Linked DNA regions of Homo sapiens: all the other regions are linked to region 1. Evidence: chromatin loops called from intact Hi-C (ENCODE). Cell type or tissue: dorsolateral prefrontal cortex. All regions are shown on one strand. Each heading gives the region's core, and the rest is flanking DNA. Links, peaks and the distances in the headings are about the cores only.

What was found. Peaks named below come from ENCODE experiments on the same cell type or tissue, not always from the same donor. Only the 100,000 strongest peaks of a DNase experiment are listed, where the experiment ranks them.
Region 2: a loop joins it to region 1, with 4 times the contacts of the local background. A loop is called at or near these places in 3 of 110 quality-filtered maps.
Region 3: it touches region 1 in a loop (6-fold over the local background); 10 of 110 quality-filtered maps call a loop at or near these places.

The regions. Positions count from the first base shown.
Region 1 is chr5:68,960,221-68,967,792 of GRCh38, forward strand. LOC107984116 (a long non-coding RNA gene) reads right to left here. Exons shown (of 3, transcript XR_001742709.2): 2 at 1,649-1,943; 3 at 320-406. LINC02198 (long intergenic non-protein coding RNA 2198) reads right to left here. Exons shown (of 4, transcript NR_130778.1): 4 at 7,521-7,572. Among named protein-coding and RNA genes, the nearest start is that of LINC02198, 66 kb to the right of the region's middle. In dorsolateral prefrontal cortex, for the core only: CTCF peaks have their summits at 2,851 (motif pointing left) and 3,052; a DNase peak (open chromatin) is centred at 2,831; H3K4me3 peaks cover 330 bases; H3K27ac peaks cover 1,696 bases.
Region 2 is chr5:68,814,263-68,821,834 of GRCh38, forward strand. All of the region lies in intron 2 of LOC105379013 (a long non-coding RNA gene), which reads right to left. Among named protein-coding and RNA genes, the nearest start is that of LINC02198, 210 kb to the right of the region's middle. In dorsolateral prefrontal cortex, for the core only: a CTCF peak has its summit at 4,199; a DNase peak (open chromatin) is centred at 4,269; H3K4me3 peaks cover 849 bases; H3K27ac peaks cover 2,337 bases.
Region 3 is chr5:68,297,908-68,305,479 of GRCh38, forward strand. It overlaps PIK3R1 (phosphoinositide-3-kinase regulatory subunit 1), which reads left to right. Exons shown (of 16, transcript NM_181523.3): 16 at 1-3,914. Among named protein-coding and RNA genes, the nearest start is that of PIK3R1, 86 kb to the left of the region's middle. In dorsolateral prefrontal cortex, for the core only: no CTCF peak of the experiment used is centred there; no DNase peak of the experiment used is centred there; H3K4me3 peaks cover 161 bases; H3K27ac peaks cover 2,301 bases.

The DNA of each region.
Region 1 (7,572 bases), core at 928-5,927:
AGGGACAAACAACAATACTTCTACTATCTTGAGTTTAACAATCTTGCAGTAAGTGAGGTAGTAACTCCCAGGTGTGGTCCCTGAAACAGCAACATCATCATCCCCCAGCAAAGTTGTTCAAACTGCAAAATTTAGGGCCCACCTCAGACTTTAAAAATCAGAAACCCTGGAGATGGAACCCAGCAATCTGTGTTTCAAGACACACGCTTAAGTTTGAGAACCCATAAACTAAGCATCTGTATTAGTCCATTCTCACACTGCTATAAAGAACTACCTGAGCTTGGGTAATTTATGAAGAAAAGGGGTTTAATTGACTCACAGTTCCACAGTTTTAACGGCAAGCATGACTGGGAGGCCTCAGGAAACTTACAATCATGGTGGAAGGTGAAGCGGAGGCAAGCAGCTTCTTCACATGGTCACAGGAGAGAAAGAGAGAGAAAAGGGGAAGTTCCACACACTTTTAAACCCTCAGATCTCTTGATAACTCACTCACTATTACAAGAACAGCAAGGGAGAAATCTACCCCCATAATCCAACCACCTCCCACCAAGCCCCTCCTCCAATTCAACGTGAGATTTGGGCGGGGATACAAATTCAAATCATATCAGCATCAGTGTGAATACTTTGGAAATGGATCAATCACAACTGCTTTTTTAAACATTCATTTCTTGAATAATTCTTTTTCAGTAGAAACTTGCACATAATTTTATTCTAACTCCAGAGAGATTTGAACAAACATTGTTGCCACATGCTTGACAGGTGTGTAACATTGTGAGTGGAAAAGAAGTAATCAAGAGAAAACCATTTCTCAAAATCCTGTGAGGTAACCTAGTACAACTGACTTTAAAAGCAGTGTAACAGGTGTTTCTGAGTTTTACAAGATGAAGAGTTATCTAAGTTAGTTATATAATACCTAGTGAGTTCCCAGTAGTCTCCTCCCTGTCTGTGCAAAATTACAAGGAACGGCGTTGAAAAGCACCTGTAGGGCTCATTTGACGAGCCTGCCTCACCCTTCCTCTTCGCTCTGTGCTGCTTCTTTCTCTAATCAAAATAAGACAGGGGCCGGGCATGGTGGCTCACGCCTGTAATCCTAACACTTTGAGATGCTGAGGCAAGTGGATTGCTTGAGCCCAGGAGTTCAAGACCTGCTTGGGTAACATGGTGAAATACTGCCTCTACAAAAAATACAAAAAAATTGGCTGGGTGTAGTGCTGTGTGCTGTAGTCCCAGCTACTCAGGAGGCTGAGGTGCAATGATCACTTGACCTGGGGAAGTCAAGTCTGCAGTGAGCCGTGATCGGGCCAGTGCACTCCAGCCTGGGAGAGAGAGTGAGACCCCATCTCAAAAAATAAAACATAAAAAAAAATTAAGACCGAGAGGCCAGCTTTGGTCTGGGTGACACTACCAGTTTGGGGTCTTCCACTCCCTCTAGCTGGAGAACCTCTGGGCAATCGCCCAGTGTGCAGGTGCTCTGTGCACCTGCCCTAATGACTCAGGTCTGGGAATGGACCATTTTCCAAGAGGCAGGCTCTACATTCAGTTTCTCAAAACCCTTGTGTCTTCCATTTCCTTGAAGTTTGTTCAATATTAGCCTAGGTGTGCCCTGAATAAAAGAAAATAGAAATTCATGGCATCATTTTGTCTTTACCTGAAAAAGAAAAACGATTTGAGTTGGTTTTCAAACAGGGCCAGAGGTCAGAAGTCGAAGGGCAACTTCCTTGCTGGGGCTGAGTCAGTGACTTCAACCTTCTCAGACCAGGGTTCAGCTGTGCACACCCTGCTTCCTGCAGGGAAGGAGTTGTTCTGGTAGAAAACAGTTTGGATTCTACAGGCCAGTGGTGCAATTCCAGCTCAGGAAATTGCTAGCTCCGAAGCAGTTGTTCCTCCGTGTCTGACTTTGGGCGATGTATTTCACATTCTTCAGCCTGGTTTCCTGAACTGCACTGTTTGGGATGGAAAGGGCAGGAATATCAACCCAATGAGAATGGAGAGAAGTAGGACTCAGTGGCCTAACCTCACTAGACTACCTCAGGAAATGCTAAATTAATGTCAGCACTGCCGGCTGGGCATGGTGCCTCACAGCTGTAATCTCAACACTCTGGGAGGCTGAGGCAGGTGGATCGCTTGAGCCCAGGAGTTCAAGACTAACCTGGGCAACATACTGAAATCCCGCCTCTGCAGAAAATACAAAAATAGCCAGGCATAGTGGCATGTGCCTGTAGTCCCAGCTTCTCAGGAGGCTGGGGTGGGAGGATTGTTTGAGGTAGAGGTTGCAGTAAGCTGAGATGGCGCCCCTGCACTCCAGCCTGGGTGACAGAGTGAGACTCTGTCCTTAAAAAAAAAAGTGTTGGGGTAGGGGGGTGGTCAGTGCTTTTCCTCTTCCCCTTGAAAGTAATGAGACAGATTTTCACCTGACTTTTTGGGAACACTAACCTGAAAGAGCAGTCACCAGGGGTCATATAAACAGGGTTTACGGCCCGATCATCTCACAAGCATATCCCAGAAAACTGGGATATATGTGTGTGGTTTCTAATCTTGAAACACAGGACAAGGCCAGGATGCCTCATACACTGAAGAAGGGAAAAACTATAATCCCTGGTTCTGGATCAAGTCACAGGCTTTCTCCTCAGACCTCTGGGGAATGCTGGACTCTCTTCCTCTCCACAACACCCCACACATAAACACACTCAAAACACAGACAAATTCAGTATTCAGCTAATCCCTAAATATTCAAGGGAGCGACACACCAATCCACTGCAGAGAAGAGAAACACCACACTCGGTGCCCGGCTGTGAAGTTTAAAACCTTTCCCGGAGACATTTGTATTTTTCCCAAAAGGAGAGAGCCCTCTGCTGGTGAATGGACACCGTGCTGGGGAAGGGTGACCGGACTGTCCACGTTAAGTCACCCTTACCGGCTGTTTGCTCCTTTTCAGGCAGCAAATGTGTAAGTTATTACCAACTGGCTAAGTTTTCATCCGTGGCAGGAACAAATTCCAGTATTATTTAATGAATGTTGATGGTACAAAGCCCAAATCCCATAAAACCCTCTTGGCTGGACTGATTACAGTTTACTACAGCAAAAAGCGGGGAAAAAGAGAGGATACAAGAACTTTTTTCGGCTCTTCCATAGTTCATGGATAATCTCCTCGAAATGTTTCATGCAGACGGCTCTGCCCAGTATTTGGGCTGTAAAAACATCGTGTCAGACAGTTTGGAAGACGTTGTAAACAACCTAAATGTCCGTCAAAAGAAAATGAGTAGGTGAGTTATGGTGGATCCAAACAACGGAATACTATGCAGCTTTAAAAAAAATAGTGAGGAAGTTCATTCGGTAAGAATATAGAAAGATCGCCACATCGTTATGTTTGTGAAGGAAAAGCATAGAAACAATATGCATAATACACTGTCATTTGTGTAAGAAGGAGGAGATATGTTTGTGTTTGCTTCTACATGCATGAAGTATTTCTTACTTTTTTTTTTTTTTAACAGAGTCTTGCTCTGTCACCTGGGCTGAAGTGCAGTGGGGCCATCTTGGCTCTCTGCAAGCTCCACCTCCCGGGTTCACGCCATTCTCCTGCCTCAGCCTCCCAAGTAGCTGGGACTACAGGCACCTGCCACCACACCCGGCTAAATTTTTTTTTGTATTTTTAGTAGAGACGGGGTTTCACCGTGTTAGCCAGGATGGTCTCGATCTACTGACCTTGTGATCCGCCCGCCTCGGCCTCCCAAAGTGCTGGGATTACAGCATGAAGTATTTCTAAAAGTTTGCCCAAAGAATTAATTCCAGTGGTTACATGTTTATAGGGGTGTGAGAACTGCAGGAATGGAGGACACAGGTGAGAAGAAACGTTCCACTTTGTTATATATTTCGACCTTTGATGTGACTATTTTAATCAAACATTAAGTCGTTTTTAAATGACAGCCAGAATGGGCATGAAGTTTCCTTTTACCCAACACTTTGATAACAATTAACATTTATTTAGCACTTACTATGTGCCAGGCAACATGCTAAACGCCTTAGGTGCATTAACTCATTTATTTAACCCTCACAACTACCCTATAAGGTAGGAACTATTCCTGTCATCCACATTCCAGAGACAAGGAAACTAAGGGACAGAGAGGTTATTGGCCCAGGTTCACACAGAGAAGGCCTCTCAGCAGGCTGACTCCAGATTTCTGCACCAACACCGTTCTATGCAGCTGCTCCAGAGAAAGTGTCTCCAACACAGTAAAGCTGATATCAGAGAATATTGTTGGCTAAAATTCCAGGAATCCTGAAGTTTGGAGAAATCCTTTACTAGTGGTCTCAAACATGAGATTTCCTTTGATTAGACAAACGTACACCATTATTCACAAACATACACTCATAGATTCTCACAATTCAAACATGCATACATTCTCACATTCACACATACTCACACATCCTAAACTCACACACACATCCTCTCACGCAGTCACACTCATATATCTCACACAAATTCACACTCACATCCTCTCACACACATTCACACTCACATCCTCTCACACACACATCCTCTCTCACACACACTCATCCTCTTACACACACATCATCTCACACACTCACACACATCCTCACACAGTCACACACATACATCCTCTCACGCACTCACTCTCATACATCCTCTCACACACACATCGTCCACATACACATCCTCTCACACACGCACACACATCCTCTCACACACATACACACATCCTCTCACACACATACACATACCTCCTCACACACACACATTCTCTGACACATACACATACCTCCTCCCACACACACACACATCCTCACACACATCTTCTCACACACTCACACACATCTTTTCACACACATCCTCTCACACACATCCTCACACACACATACATCCTCACATACACACATACATCCTCTCACACTCACACACATCCTTTCACACACACATCCTCTCACACATTCACACACACAATCCTCTCACACTCACAGTCATACATCCTCTCACACACACACATCCTCATACACACACATCCTCTCACACACACATACCTCCTCTCACACACACACATCCTTTCACAGACACATCCTCTCACACACACACGTCTTCTCACACACTCACACATCCTCACACACACATACATCCTCACATACACACTCATACATCCTCTCACACACTCACACACATCTCTCACACACATCCTTACACACACATATCCTCTCACACACACATCCTCTCACACACATATACATTCCTTCTCTCACACACCCTCTCACACACTGACACATCCTCTCACACATCCTCACACACACATCCTCACACACACTCACATCCTCTCACACACACATACATTCACACAGTGACACACACATCCTCTCACACACATCCTCTCACACACTCACACACATCCTCTCACACACACACATCTTCTCACACACATATATCCTCTCACACACATTCATACATCTTCTAACACTCTCACACACATCCTCACTCACACTCATACATCCTCACACACATACATCCTCTCACACACACATCCTTTCACACACACATCCTCTCACACATTCACACACACAATCCTCTCACACACTCACAGTCATACATCCTCTCACACACACACATCCTCATACACACACATCCTCTCACACACATACACATACCTCCTCTCACACACACACATCCTTTCACAGACACATCCTCACACACACACGTCTTCTCACACACTCACACACACATCCTCTCACATACACACACATCTTCTCACACACACATCCTCTCACACACTCATGCATCCTCTCAAACACACACACATCCTCTCAAACACTCACACACCTCTCACACATTCACACACATCCTCTCACACACACACATCCTCTCACACACACACACATGCCCTCTCACACACACACATCCGCTCACACACACACCCACTCACACTTACACATCCTCTCACACACTGACACATTCCCACATACACTCATACCCACTCCCACACCCACTTGCCAACTCAAACACACCCTCACACCTTCTCTGGCTCCAGCCTACCCTCTCCTCTCTCCCGCCCCACACAGCCCCAGAGCGTTGGTCCTGGTACACTCCAGTCCAAGGATTCCTGGGCCTCTCTCAGGCCCACTCTCCCTTTGCCAATCTCAGGATCTCCTCTCCATGCATCAGCCTCTCCTGACTAAAATGTGGGCGTCCGTATTTCTGTTCCACACAACCCACTTCTACCTCCTAAACGTGCTCCACACACATTTGCACAAAGAACTAATAACACTGGTTACTATCATTAGTGCTCCATGCTACCCAATTCCAGCTTTATTTCTCCTGACAACAAAGACTTTCTCTTCCTCAGGACCTTAAGAGGGAAAGATTGTTTTTCCATTCTACTTATACTTTCAGCTTCTCTGCTTGCATAGTGAATGAAGAATTTCATGCAATTTCATTTTTGACAAGAAAGAGTTACAACCTTCCATCTATCTTAGGACAAGCTGCAGCGCATCTCCTCCCGGTGCTGGAGGACGCACAAACACTGTGAGACCAACATTTTGTTCTGCCAACAAGCCATTTAGTGTCCCTGGAGCACTGACCTGCAAATATGCTAGATGCAAAACCATTTAAAAGGGAGAATGAGATATAGCATTTGACACATGCACTTTTCATTTTTGGGGAGGGGTTGGCTTTACAACATAACAATTCTTGAACATTTTACTGCGGCCCCAAACTCCCTGTTGCTCTGCTGTTTCAAATTCTGAAGGCCGAAAATCTATGTCTATGTCTATGTCTATGTCTGTGTTGTACATTATTTTATTATATAGTGGCTGTAAAAGGATATCAAGGCCAGGCATAGTGGCTCACACCTATAATCTCAGCACTTTGGGAGGCCAAGGCAGGCAGATGGCTTGAGATGGCTTGGGCCCAGGAGTTTGACACCAGCCTGAGCAACACAGCAAGACCCTGTCTCTAATTTCTCTAATTTTTTTTTTTTTTTTTTTGAGATAGAGTTTCACTCTTGTTGCCCAGGCTGGAGTGCAATGGCACAATCTCGGCTCACCGCAACCTCCGCCTCCCGGGTTCAAGCAATTCTCCAGCCTCAGCCTCCCGAGTAGCTGGGATTACAGGCATGTGCCACCATGCCTGGCTAATTTTGTATAATTTTTTAGTAGAGACAGGGTTTCTCCATATTTGTCAGGCTGGTTTCAAACTCCTGACCTCAGGTGATCCGCCCGCCCGGCCTCCCAAAGTGCTGGGATTACAAGCGTGAGCCACCATGCCCCGCCCTGTCTCTAATTTTTTAAAAAAAAGAATATCAAAATGCCAGAATGCCAGGTATTCATCTGGAATTGTTCCATTTATAATGATTATTAACATTAAAAAGTACTCTTAAGTCCATTAAAAGTTCATCATCTCATTTAATGTCCCTCTGTAACATTGATGTTATTGTTCCCATTTTACAGATAAGAAAGCTGAGGTCACAAAAAGGAAAGTGACTGGTCCAAGTTGAAATTGATCGTAATTAGCAGAGCCAGAAGTTGAAACCAGTTCTGTTTTATTATAAATCCACACCACACTTTGGATCACAC
Region 2 (7,572 bases), core at 1,626-6,625, 150 kb before region 1:
CAGTGTTTTTAGTTTCTAGCATTTCCTTTGATTCTTAGAACGTCTATTTCTCTTGTTATATTATCCATATGTACATGCATGCCGTCTACTTTTTCCATTAGAGCCCTTAATTATAATCATGGTTATTCTTTTAAATTCTGTATCTGATAACTCTTAACATCTCTGTCATATCTGAGTCTGGTCCTGATGCTTGCTCTATCTCTTCAGACGATTTTATTCTTGCCTTTGGCAAGCTTTGTAATTTTCTGCTTAAAGCTGGACATGCTGTATTAGGTAGCAGAAACTGGAGTAAATAGGCTTTTAATGTGAGGATTTATGTTACTATGGCTGGGAGTTGGATTGTGTTTAATGCTTGGTACAATTGTAGGAGCCAGAAGCTTCAATTTCTCCAGTGTCCTTGTTTTTGCCTACCCTCTAGACTTGGGGCTTTCCTAAGTATTACTCTCAGAGGAGTACGTGAATCTTGCATTTATTTCAGCTATAGTCCATTCTTATTATACTGGAGCCCTATTGGGGTAGTAGCAAAATATGGGGGGAAGGGGCATATTGTTAAATCTCAGTCTTTCAATTGGCCTGTGTCTTTGGGCTGTGACCTTCACAAGCTCCAGTGGCATAGCTTCACCACCCCTACTTAGACGAGAAAGGAAGGCTGGAAGAGGCTAGAGTGAGAGGGATGTCCTTTCACTAGTGAGATAAGGTTCTGGTATTTTCCCTTGACATTGGGCCTTTGTTAGGGAGAACGCTCTTGGTGTATATCACAATGAGTACTCTTCCCCTCCCCCTGCCAAGGCCACAGAGGATCTTTCTTGGATCTTTACCGTGAGAACCTGCTGGACTTCCTGGAGGTAAAACCCACAAAAGTGTGAGTGTCCCTTGTGATGGTTAATACTATCAACTTGATTAGATTGAAGGATGAAAAGTATTGATCCTGGCTGTATCTGTGAAGATGTTGCCAAAGGAGATTAACATTTGAGTCAGTGGGCTGGGAAAGGCAGACCCAGCCTTAATCTGGGTGGCCACTATCAGCTGCTAGTGCAGCTAGAATATAAAGCAGGCAGAAAAATGTGAAAAGACGAGACTGGCCTAGACTCCCAGACTACGTCTTTCTCTTGGGCTGGATGCTTCCTGCCCTCAAACATCAGACTCCAAGTTCTTCAGTTTTGGGACTCAGACTGGCTCTCCTTGCTCCTTAGCTTGCAGATGGCCTATTGTGGGACCTTGTGATCATGTGAGTTAATACTTAATAAAATCCCCTTTATATATATATATATGTATGTATTTTCTCCTATTAGTTCTGTCCCTCTATAGAACCCTGACTAATACATCCCCTAAGACAACATAATACTGTGCCCCTACAGGTTCCTCACTTTCGGCTAGCCCACAGTCTACCTCTAGCAATTCATCAAAATTATCATTTAATTACCGAAGTTATCAGTGGCTTCTAATCCAGGTAAGCAGGTTTCAGCTGTGGCTCTTTGCATTCACCTGTCTCTCTAGATTTCAGGGTGGTGATTTGTCCTGCAACTTCATTTCTCTAATGGGTCTGAGAAAAGTCCCTGGTTTTCCATTTTTTCAGGTTTTTTTCTTTTTGTAAGAATGGGAGTGATGACTTCCAATCTAAAGAATTTTCAGAGCTGAAATTGAAAGTCCAAAACTTATCTTTTTAATTAGAAAAATTTGAAAACAAGATTGGACATAGCTGGGTGATAAACTCATAGGGGTTCTTTATAAAATTTCTACTTTTAGGTATATTTGAAATTTTCTATAATAAAAAATTATGGTTAAGAATCTGAAACAGGGTAGCTTTAAACAATAGGGACAGCAGAGAAAAAAAATTCGTCAGCAATATTTGAGTATCTAATATTGACCAGGTACTGTGCCAAGATAATTTGGATATAAGAATGAACACTACTATCTGCTGCCTTCCTGGAGCTATCAGCTTTTGGGGAGAGAATGACATTAAATAAATAATTATGACTTACTTACTTAGGCTAAGGCCTACAGCGGAGGCAAAAATGGTGCTGTGGGAGCAGATAACAGAAACTAGAGAATCTAACCTCGTTGGGAGAGTTGGGGGAAGACAACTCAAAGACCACCAGGGGACTGGGTACAGAAGGCATGCTGTGCCTATTTCCAGGGGACCCAGCAGCCTGGATCAATGGTATAACCTGAACTTAGTCAGGCTGGACGCAGGGGCTGGTCTCCAAAGTTTACACGTAATAACAACAATGTTAAAGGTAAGAAGAGAGAGAATGTTTCAGAAGCAAGCAAGCTTTCCATAGGTCGGAATCCCCCATAGACTCTAAAAACCCTGACCACCTGAATTTAGGTGAAACAACCAAGTGGGATTTTCACAATTCATTCTTACTTTCTATAATATTGACCATTTTCATGAATCCTTCTTCCCCACTCATTCAAATTCTCTTTGGATACCAGTAAACTCCGCACTTGTTGTTTTGTTCCTGGAGTAATACCATAGGAGAAGGATTGTAATTTATCGTATTGGACAGAGCAAAAGTAACAGGAGCCAGGCAGAGGGAAAAAAAAGATGATATTTTGAAGGTCTGCACTCAGATATGCCATGATTTCAACATATAAGTTAATGCGAATCACATGATTCTTGTAACATTTTTCCCATCAGGAAAACAGAAATGCCACTTACCAACTCTGGTACAGATTATTACTAAGCAAGTTTCACAGTTATATCTACATAAATGTTTACTACTGATTTATTACACAGCTAATGATAAGTAATGATGGTAATTATTAAAATACAGATTGATATTAGCATTTAGAGCAACATCTAAACTTTCCAAATTATCAATTTATAATTTTTTAAATAACAGCAATTAATCATTATTATGGTTAAATGATAATACTTTGTAATATATTATCATGTTTTCTACAAATAGGAGAAGCACTAGTCTATTATGGTGAAGATAATAACACTAACAATGGTAGAGTAATGATTGCTAATCATTTCCCATTATTGCTATTAAAATGTACAAATCACTCAAAATGACCAAAAATCTGTGAAATAAAAACCTAGTGAAGGCGTACGATAAAATAAGCAATCTATAGTTACCAAGCCTACCAAATCAAGATTCTGGGCCCTGGTCACAACAGTGGCTGCCCATCAGAAAAGACTGGGGACTTTTCAAAAAATCCCAAAGCCCACCGCCCTACCCAGAAAATCTGATTTAACCTGTCTGGGGTGTGTCTGATTTTGTTCTGAAAGTTCTCTAAGTCTAATGTGCATCCAGAGTTGAGAACCACTGCTCCAGGTGTCTGATTTTTATGCTTGAGAATAAAGATGTCTTCAGTCCTAGGGGCAAAATTCAATTGGGAAACCCACTTGCCCAGCCTCTGTCAATCAGTGCTGTGTGTAGCAGAGGAAAGAGTTGTTAGTTTTCGTTGTCAGGGAATTTTCTTCATAGAAAAGTACATTAAAATACCAAATTACAGTATTTACATATTTCATGTATTTTTCCCAACTGCGTTCCCATAGCAACTAAATCCATTTGCTCCCTACTTTCTTGAGTTATTTTCCATCATGAGCCATGCTTTATTAGTGAGGCAAGCAGTTTGCCCTCTGAATTGACTGTTTTGCTCTTTACTATTTCTTTGCCAGGGAACACAACTCTGTTGTGTCTTTCTAACTCCTGTACTCCCTGAATTTGATAAAGTTGGCTTTGCTAGTTTGGGCAGAGACAGTGTCCCTGACTGCTTTCCTCAGTCTGGAGCAGTCCCTGTTTTTTTCCAGTGAGCTGACCAAAAACAAAAAGCAAATGGCGAGGAAGGGTTCCCTCAAGAAACCTGTGACTGGGAAAGGATGCAAGGAAGGGAATTGCTTAAATCCCAAACAGTGACGAGTTCACCTGAATCAACAGCGGACAAAGGATAACCCAGCTCTCTGGGACCTCACTAGGTTTATCAGGTAGGGTCAGTGGTTAGATATCACGGCTTTGGAGACAGTCACCCACTAGCAAGCAGGAAGGAAGTCAGTCCTGCTGCAGCTTCTGAATCCCCAGAGAGAGGGCCCAAAAGAGGCACAGGACACTGAGATTTCTTTGTGATTTCACCCAGACGACTTGGCAGACTTTAGGGCTTGTTTGTTTGTTTGAAACTATAACATTTCACTTGCTAATGAGGCTCTGCCTTGCAAGGGGACAGGGATGCCAGAGAAGACTGCGGGAGGGAGGCAGCAGGCCCAGTGCTTCAGGGCAGCTCTCCTTGTGGCCGCCTGACGCCAGGACGGACTTGGGCCACCAGTGCCAGAGGAGAGAGAAGCGGCACCAGAGACAAGGCGATGCTTCAAAATCATCTGTTCTCAGTTGCTGACTCAGACGCCTCCTTCTGTGCCAGCAGCACTAATGAAGAGGACTTGCTTCCTCCTCTCTCTTAGGCTCCAAATAAAAACCAGAGCTATAGTGCAATGGCTCCCAGGCCAGGGGGCAAGTGATCCAGGCAGTATCTCAGAAAACAGCAACAGAAACCACACGCAGCAAGAGCATCCCTCCCATCTGCAAGATCCAGTGCAACTTACATAGGTACATCTGTGGCATTGCTTGCTGCTGGGTTCTGGGGGTCATGGTGAAGTCCTTCAGTACTCTTCCACCAATAGCATTTATTCAAGGACAACTTCTATCAGTTAGGGTTCCAGCAGGAAACAGATGGCACTCTCAAATTGGGTTATTTGAGGAGAGTTTAATTAAGGGACTATTTACAAAGGTATGGGCAGGATGTAGGAAAGACCATAAGTCACAGTGTATTATCTCAGAGCTAGGAATAGCAGGGCACTGCTCCTACCCTAGGCGTAAGCAGTGGAATCCAGAGACAAAGCCACATGGAGTGACAGGAGCTGAGACCTTCAGTTGCAGGAGATGGCCAGCACACCACGATCAAGCAGGGAGGAAGCCAGGAAATAAATACCTGGACCTCATTCTCCTTCCTCCCTTCGATCTGCTGCCAGTGCTTCCTGGTGCCAAACTCAGCCAGAAACTGAGGGCCTGGGAGCCCTCACTGCTGCAGTCCATACAGGTCAGCCTCCTGGGGCTCAAAACAAGATAGAGAAGTGGGGAACTAGGAGGGTGGATAAAGACATCAAGCACCCTCTCTTACAAATCAGAGCAGGTGAGATACTTCATGACCAAGGATATATTTGTTCTGCCACTGCCAGAGCCCTCCCAAAAGCAGCAAATTCTGAGATAATAGTGTCCGGGGGTTGGAAGATAACATTGAGAGCTTGCAAAATGTTTAACCACAGAGAAGGCAAGTAGAAGCCCAACCTCCTCAAGAGCAGAGAGGTGATACTGAGAACACAGACGAGCATCCTAGCCCTGATTCAATGATACATCCCGCCATGGATCACACGGTTGCTGTCCTGCTCAAAAGGAAATCATGAGCACCACGATATGCTCACTTCACAGGGAACATTTTGCCTGGTTACCTATTTGCACAGGCGAATGGAAAAGGAAGCCTCCGTTATTCTGCAGTTTGGCATCATTTGTTCTAAGAGTGTGCAGAATTATAAATAGACACACTGGCCAGGTGTGGTGGCTCACACCTGTAATCCCAAAGCTTTGGAAGGCCAAGTTAGGAAGATCACTTGGGACCAGGAGTTCAAGACCAGCCTTGGCAACATAGTGAGACCCTATCTCAAGGAAGGCAAAAAAAAAAGTAGCTGGGTATTACACTGCTCCCCTGTAGTCATATCTACTCAAGAGGCTGAGGCAGGAGGATTGCTTGATCCCAGAAGTTTAAGGTTGCAGTGAGCCATGATCATGCCACTGCACTCCAGCCTGGGCAGCAGAGCAAGAATCTGAAAAAAAAAAAAAAAAAAAAAGAAAGAAGGAAAAAAACACACTTTAAGAGTCTCACAAGATATACTTGGTTATCAAAAGTTCAATGTTTGAGGAAAATCAGCAGGGTTGGTTTCCATTCTGATGGAGCTAGGAGAAGAGCAGATATTTGAAATGGATGTACAGAAGGCTAGGTGAGATAATAGCAAGATGCTCTTCTGCTACGTTATGGGGTGGTGGAAGTGGAGAGGCAATACTAATTATAACATCTACCCTACCTGATTTAAGAATCTCTGTCATACATTCTATATTTTGGCATCTGCTTGTCTTATAAGGAATCTGAAGAGTAAGTGCTATGTACAACTCAAAAAAAAGATGGTCTGACCAAATATTTATGGTGATGGTGGGAAGTATCACAGATTTTTAATTCAAGTTCATATGCAAACTTGATGGATCATTCTCTACTGCAATTTGTTCACAAAATTTCAAAATTTCATATTCTAGATTCTAAAACCAGCCCAAAGATTTATGCTTATATCAGTTCAACTCTAGAATTGTTCCACTCTAAGATTATTAAAAAGAAGACAACATTTACCAAACTGCTCAAAAGAAGAGAACTGAGGTGGTAACATTAATTTAATATCTCTGTGCTTTGCACTGACTTTGTTCAGTATATTAAATTTTTCCTAATTGTTTGCTTAATAAGGTACCCCATGCACTTGAATAACTTCATTTAAGAATCATTCTTTTCACAGTCTATAGCTATGGGGATCATGTAAATATTTTCCCAAATAGATATTAAGTATTTTCCCAAGTAAATATTACAACTTATCACCTTGACACAGGCGAACCTGGAAAACATATGGTCACTATGGTTATGATACATATAGTGGCACACTAGGGGTAACAGCATCCACAATAATAGCCAAAAATAGTCTCTCAAAAGCCTTTCTTTCACCCATGAACCTGTTCTCCACGAAACTTGATTCTTGTGATTATAGTGGTTCAGAGTAAATTTAGACAAATGGAGGCATTTGTCATTTCCCTTGCACCTTCACCCTTTTGCCTCCTCATATCCAACAACCACCCCCTCCCGCCGCAAAAACAACATAGTAAACATGCAGAACACAAGCCAGTATGCTCCACTTTGTTCTTGAGCCATGGAATTTCTCCACTGTGCTCATTGTACACAAGCAACAGTATTATTTTCAGAGTGATAGAACACTTTGCCCAGACAGCTGAGGCCACAATTGTTCAGAAAGGCCCTTCAGTTTTCAATCTTTCATCTGTTCTCTACAATAATTGATGTGCAGGTCTTCAGAGCCACAGTCTCCTTCTAAGACCCAAATTAGTAATAGGGGGCACTTGGAGAGCTCCCTGTTGTCTCCTGTGGCTGTAGAGCAGGTTTCAGGAAGGAAAAATAAGACTGGCCCCAGTTGAGGGGGAGAGAATCGATCATCTTCCATCCACTGGGTTTGTGGTTGATTCAAAGCCAAGAATTTTTTAACCTCTCCTATAGAAAATAGGGAGCTATCACAGTTTTGTAAGCAGGGATGTGAATTAATCAATAATAACTTTGTTGACAATGTGAATGATTAAATGGGAGGGGTAGAGAGATAAAACTGCAGTAGAGACACTAGATAACAAGAGTTTAGCTCGGGCAACTAAAGCCGTGGTAGTAGTGAAGAAGACAAAAATAGAGGATCTCTAAGAAGAAAGCCTTTCAACATAGTCAAATGCTATGGAGAAGTTAAAGAGAATAAAGGATTAA
Region 3 (7,572 bases), core at 1,626-6,625, 660 kb before region 1:
CAGGGACAAAGAGGCCTTTAACCATGGTGCTTGTTAATGCTTTCTGAAGCTTTACCAGCTGAAAGTTGGGACTCTGGAGAGCGGAGGAGAGAGAGGCAGAAGAACCCTGGCCTGAGAAGGTTTGGTCCAGCCTGGTTTAGCCTGGATGTTGCTGTGCACGGTGGACCCAGACACATCGCACTGTGGATTATTTCATTTTGTAACAAATGAACGATATGTAGCAGAAAGGCACGTCCACTCACAAGGGACGCTTTGGGAGAATGTCAGTTCATGTATGTTCAGAAGAAATTCTGTCATAGAAAGTGCCAGAAAGTGTTTAACTTGTCAAAAAACAAAAACCCAGCAACAGAAAAATGGAGTTTGGAAAACAGGACTTAAAATGACATTCAGTATATAAAATATGTACATAATATTGGATGACTAACTATCAAATAGATGGATTTGTATCAATACCAAATAGCTTCTGTTTTGTTTTGCTGAAGGCTAAATTCACAGCGCTATGCAATTCTTAATTTTCATTAAGTTGTTATTTCAGTTTTAAATGTACCTTCAGAATAAGCTTCCCCACCCCAGTTTTTGTTGCTTGAAAATATTGTTGTCCCGGATTTTTGTTAATATTCATTTTTGTTATCCTTTTTTAAAAGTAAATGTACAGGATGCCAGTAAAAAAAAAAAATGGCTTCAGAATTAAAACTATGAAATATTTTACAGTTTTTCTTGTACAGAGTACTTGGCTGTTAGCCCAAGGTTAAAAAGTTCATAACAGATTTTTTTTGGACTGTTTTGTTGGGCAGTGCCTGATAAGCTTCAAAGCTGCTTTATTCAATAAAAAAAAGAAATGAAAAAGATATATGAATATGACAAAGTATTGCTGAGTCCAACAATGTTGTTTTAAGACTCTTAAAATACGGTACCTGGCAATGTTTATTTCATAAAGAATTGTGAACTTCTTGAATCTAGGGAGGGGGAATGTAGTGAAGGGATGTATCAAGTGGGGTGGTGGGAGGGGGAGGCAAGGTTATATGCACTTTCTCATGATTTACAGAGAAGTGAATAACTGCAAAGTGAAGTTGCTTCTTCTACTTCAGTCTTCTCTCACTTTGATTTGCTAGTTGTTATCAATTAATGACAATTACAAACCTACTGTATCTCTAATACAGTGTGACTGGTCAGGTATTTCAGTTCTTAGGAAGGAAGTGCCAAGTTTGTTTTTGGGTTCCTGGAACAGCGCTCACCTTTGTTTAGAACACTGGTTTAAAGGGATAATCATCTCTGTCACATTAGACTATCCATCATGACCAGCAAATACTCATTTTAGGAAAAAAAAAAGCATGATCTGAAAAATACTTTTGGTGGTATGTTGGTTACCCTCCTAGCTTTCCATTTGGTTTAGAACATAAAGCAAATAGACACAGTCATACTGTCACTGCTCTGGACTGTGTGGAGCTCGCTAAAGTCATGGTCATTGCAGGAATCCAAGTGGCAGTCCTTCTCATTCATTCTAATCATTGTATGTGCTTCACTACGGGGGGGAGAAGGAAACGTTAGCATCATGTTTCCCATTTAGGGCAGGAGTGAGAGGTCTCTCTTCCTGATTTAGATATGCAAAAGCTGGTATGTTCAGTAGGAACTGTACATGTGTTGGGAGGCATAAAGACTAATTAGCAACCATAATATGGTCACTACCCTAATAGACTAAATGAAATCTTGCAATTTCAAATTACTCTTTCTCCATATTAGATTTACCCACAGCTATATTTCTGTTTAAGTACTAGGGTGAGGGTTTTCTGTTACTTTGTTTTTTAATGTTGTTCCTTTTGAAAGAATCAGTCTTGCAGCTGAGTGAAAAATCTGTGGAATGTATTATTTGTCCTCTTTACATGAAACTACTCATACTTAAGCAAAAGTCAGTCTTATAGCAAGACTGTTAGCCCTCAAACTTGACTCTACTGATCTGACCATTTCCCTCTCATCGCCAGACAACTGACGATTTCCCTGGTTTTAGTCTGCGTCTCTGCTTTAAAGTTATTGTGATATCCTTCTAGATCATACACAAGTCTAACAGTTAATTAGTTAACAGTTTTTAAACTAGGTTTGTGGGTATTTTTTTGGTAGCACATGTATGCTATTACATACAAATTTTTATTTCTAAAATATAAGATCTGAGATTGAATATTTTCATTAAAAGCTACAGTTTTGTGAATCTTTGTGCTTCAACATTCTTTGCAAGATGATACGGTATTTAGGCATTTGCCTTATTTTTGCATCTCACAAACATAAGTGCAATAGATCTTTTCATTGAACAGCAAAGTAGGATTCATCATTCCATATGACTTGAGTTACACCAGACCTGTTCTGCCCAATGCCTTTTTGATTACAGTGTAGCTTGCCCACCGCATTTGTCGTTTTAGATACTTTGCTAGCCGGCCACTTTGGATTTCATCAGACAGTCCTAACAATATTGTCTGAACGGCTGAATATGAATAGATACAGCAGAGGCACTCCTGATATATGATTTTTATCCATGCGTCAGTTTTTCCCACCCAGTGTAGCATCCTAAAGATAAAGCCAGAAGCTAAGCTGCAGTGAGGCTGTGATTGGGCGTAGAAGTGGGAGCATTGGGACCTCACATTACACACACGAGAGATCATAACCATGTGAAAAGGCAAAAAGCATGTGTTTGCAACATCTGATAACTTCATGGCCTTTGATAAATGTATATATGTATATGTGCATGGACTGTGTTTCCAGTACACCTTTCAGCCAAAACAGATCCACAGTAGTTGTTGAGTTCAAGTACATAAAGTACATAACAAGCGAACGTCTAGTACAATTCTTACTTATGTGTATGGGATTTTTCCCTTTGAGGTTGCTTTGTTTTGTCTTACAAAGGTGAAAATTGTTTGTAAGTGAAGTGAGAAGTTCATATTTCTTTGGCTTTTTTGTGTTTTTAAAAGTTACTCCTTTTAGGGAGCTGGTCTGATGACTTGCTTAGCTTGGAAATCCTTGTTTTCAGTGTGTCGAGTCAAAATGTGTTTATGTGAGCTGTCACTGTGGGGAACCAATTGCTTTGTCATATAGCTGGTTATGAACTAGTAACATGTTTGGGAAGTCCTACTGATGTTCCTTTGGAAGAAAAAATCTGCTGGTTTTAACAACTGTGCTTTTGCTATGTATGGTATCCAAGTTAGTTGAAACGCAGACACTGAGATCTGTTTGAGTTTAGGGTCATTTTTAGAAAGGGGCAGTTTAAAGCACAATGTCTCACATGGGACAAAGTTCCAAAATGCCAAATTCTTATTTTTTAAAAAGCTAGTTCTATAAAATACTGGTATTATGGGTGGGGAGGAAATAGAATTGAGTCAATTGGAAAGACTATCCAACTTAACATGAAACTTGTCACCATGAGATAGCATTAGCTGCCCAGGATGCTGCTATATATATATATATATATATATATGTGTGTGTGTGTGTGTGTGTGTGTGTATATATATATATATATATATATATATATATATATATATATGTGTGTGTATATATATATATATGTGTATATATATATGTATATACATATATGTATATATATGCACATATATATATGTATTTAAAAAAATCAAAACAAAAAAAAACTCATTTATACCTGTGTATTTTTTAAAGCTACAATCTGTTCAATGTTTTTAAAAATCTGTTTATATGACATTGTTAAAATAAAGTTGGTCTTTTGACGAGAGGGAGGATGTCACGGTCAGTTGTAACTTTGCCTTCACAAGGCAACTGGGGTGGGGGGTGGGGGTAGTGTGCCTCCTTGACATTTCGTTCAAGTTATAGATTCAATGGAGCTATGTCTTGTTTTAAGTTGCTTTAATGCATTGTATTAGATCTTCAAACAGAATAAAGGTTGTTTTGAAACTGAAGTTTTGGGTTGAAATTTCACTTATCACCTAAGAAATCTTTCTAAAACAGCTACCTTTTGGCTTATAAATGTTGCTGCTATTTCTGTTGTCTCCCACCCACTCCCTTTTGATTGTTATCACAGTATCTCATTTTTGTAAAGTTGAGAAGGACATTGAGTGGTCACATGTAAGTAATACATATGAGCTGTCTTTCATAATTTCACTGTTTTTTGAGACGGAGTCGGAGTCTCACTCTGTTGCCCAGGCTGGAGTGCAGTGGCGCTATCTCGGCTCACTGCAAGCTCCACCTCCTGGGTTTACGCCATTCTCCTGCCTCAGCCTCCCGAGCAGCTGGGTCTACAGGCGCCCGCCACCATGTCCGGCTAATTTTTTGTATTTTTAGTAGAGACGGGGTTTCACCGTGTTAGCCAGGATGGTCTCGATCTCCTGACCTCGTGATCCACTCGCCTCGGCCTCTCAAAGTGCTGGGATTACAGGCGTGAGCCACCGCGCCCGGCCAATTTCACCATCTTAAATGAGGAAATACACCTAGGTAATGTCCCTTCAAGGCACGTTCTCGCTATAGGAAAACTAGAATGCCCATCATCCTTCAATTCTCGCCTCCTCCGCATTCATACCCAAACCTTGAGAATCATCCTCTAAGAACGAAGTGTCCAGTTTTGTCTCTGTTGTGCAGTCTGCATATTTTGAACACTCACAGTGCAGGGATGACATGGGACTGTAGACAGGGAGCTAAGTTACACCTCAAATGCAGATTTTACATTGTATCACCTAGTCAAGATACACAAGTCTTACTGTAGGATAACTTTCCCATTTGTTTTGATTGCTAAGTGGACTTAAGGCAATACCACTTTGCATGTATATGGTGTTTACATGTAGACACAGTGAGGGTCTAGACCTGAAAGACATAGTCTAGTAGTAGAGGGGAGAGGGACGTACAAATAATTACTCTCAGGGCAACAATGACTAATATTTTTTGAGTATGGCAGTAGCTCCCAGACTGATGTTCTGCTTTCCCCCTGCTCTGTTTGGTATCACAGAGAACTATATTCGCTGGAGCGCTTGTCCTGGGGCTTCTAGGTGTCTCTTCCCTGGCTCTAGCTCCTGCCAGATAGACCCTCATTTTCAGGTCTGAGCAAACCCCCTCTGCTCTAGCTCTCAGGAGAAGGCTCTGGAAACATTACCTACTCCCATTTTTTACTCCAGCCCAAGAAGTGGTTGCAGCTTTATGCTGTTGCTAAACGTCTGGTTTCCCTCACCACCCCCATTTGGTTTCTGAACCCTTCCCTCACTCAAGTAATTATCATTCAATTATTCCAGTAAGAGCTAGGGTAATTCCCCCCCCACATACACACACTGGTCTCTGACATATCAAGTGATTATTATCTGTTAAACTCTTTGTTTTACTCTTTCCACAATTACCTGGGTAAGATGATTATATTCCCATTCTTTAGATGAGAAAACAAGCATAGATGTGAGATGACTTGCTCAAGATCATGCAGCATCTGAGAACAGAGTTGAACGCATAGGCTTCTCAAGCCAGAGCTCTTTGCCCCTATGCTGTAATGTAATAGACTTTCAATGGAAAATGCACAAGAGAATGCAAAAAAAAAAAAAAAAAAAGGCTCACTGGTAACTTTTTGCTGGGGAGGTAACCATGTGGCTTTCAATTAGTAGACAGTGCACAGGTGGTCAATGATGAATCACAGGAAATAGCCTGGGCTTGCTTTAAACCAGTGGTTCCCAAAGTGTGGTTCCCAGACTAACAGCATTCACATCAGCATCACTTGGAAACCTGTTAGAAGTACAAATTCACAGGCCCTACCCCTGACCTACTAACTCTGACACTGGAGCCCAGCAATCTGTTTCAACAAGCTGAGTGATTTTAATGTATACTAAAGTTTGAAGATCACGACTTTAGATCACCTGCTTACTGAAATAGTACTTCTAGCATTTTAACTAAAAACCATTACCATTAATGAGTGATATGTTACTTTCTAATTTATTTTCATAATGTAGGCCATAGGAAAAAGAAAACAGATTGATTTGCAGTTTAGGAGGCCCAGTCTGCTCTTTTTATCTGTCTTTAACCAGCTGTGGGAAGTGGGCCAATTCAAGGCACCTTCCAGGCCTCCAACTCCTTATCTGTGAGATAAAGGTATGGGCCTCTGGGACTCCTTCTAGAGCATATGCTGTGATTAAGTGAGCTGAATGAAGATTCCCAGTCCCCCAATTCTCCATTTACAACTTGACCACCAATTTTAACCCACAACTAATGGTCCTTTATGTTGCCAGTGACTATGGCCAAGTGAAAGCATGCCTCGAATTGGGGTATACTTTTCTTGCTGACATCTTAAAAGTGACACTTGAGGCGAATCTAAACTGGCAGCCAAGTTCTTGACAGTGTGGAGAGAGTGTATTTGGAAATGACACTCTGCCCATCTACCTAAAGCGTGAAGTGCTAAGAGAATTTGGCCTACCAAACCCTCTGGGGCATGGTGGGAGGCAGGAAAGTAGAGTCTGTTAAGACCTGATACAATGTCAGTCAATTTCAAAAACCCTTTTTTTTCCCCCGAACTTGTCCCTTAAAAGGTCTATTTAAAAATAAAAATCAGTTGCAATATCTTAAAGAGACAGAATTGATTATTCACTCTCCAAACTTCAGATTATCTTCTCAAAAGATAGCACTTTGTAACCTCCAGTTTGGTATTGCTGTCATAAATCAACTCAACAGAAAACCGCTGAGATGCTTTGGGGGAGGGAGGGTGTGGAGGATAAATGAGTAATCACCAACATGCTAATCTGCATTTTGCTTTCCAGAAGGAAAAGAGAAATTCCCTTCTCTCTGTAGCACTCAATCATAAGAGTCTGAAGCATCACCTCAGGCTTAACTTGTTAAATAAAATATTCTAAATCTATACCTGTCTTGACAGGTGTAAAGGTTTGGCCTATAATATGAGAACAGGACAGTCAACCTCTAACTACCACCACTAATCACATTAGGAAGAAAGTTACAAGGGAGGTCTATTCATCACCAAGACTGCTCATTAGAATTATAGTTTTGACTGTGAAATATACCATACGTTGTAAGACTAACTCGCTGGAACCAATTTATTTATGGAGCTCTCATTTCAGAACTCAGTGATTTATAGTCCAAACCCTCACAAATCAAAAAATATAGATAACTTCATCACAATGGAGATGATGTGCTAGTCACTTTATGTCATATTTACTGTCCTCTAACAGAGGCCCAGTGCCATGTTTAAAACTATTTAAAATAGTTTTGTTGACAGTGGTGATGATCTGTTTCTTTGGACCTGCGAGGATAAGACATCCAACGAGATGTCTAACGTACTGATTCATTCAAAGCTTTATTGAGCACCTACTATTTGCTGGACACTATTTCCCTCTGAAGGTCCAGTGATAAGACAGGTGAAATCAAAGATTACAGTCTGCTGGTGAAAGCAAACTCAAACAACTGCCCTCTATCATGAGATACAGAGAGGAATGAACACTAAGTCTCAAGCAGGCCTGCATGAGCAGCTAGGCCAAGCTTCAGAGAAGAGTTGACATTTCAAATGTTTCCTACTCTAGTAAAACAGGCCCATGTACTCCTGGTGGTTGCTCCTCCCACCAGCCTTCATGGAAGCTGGTTCTA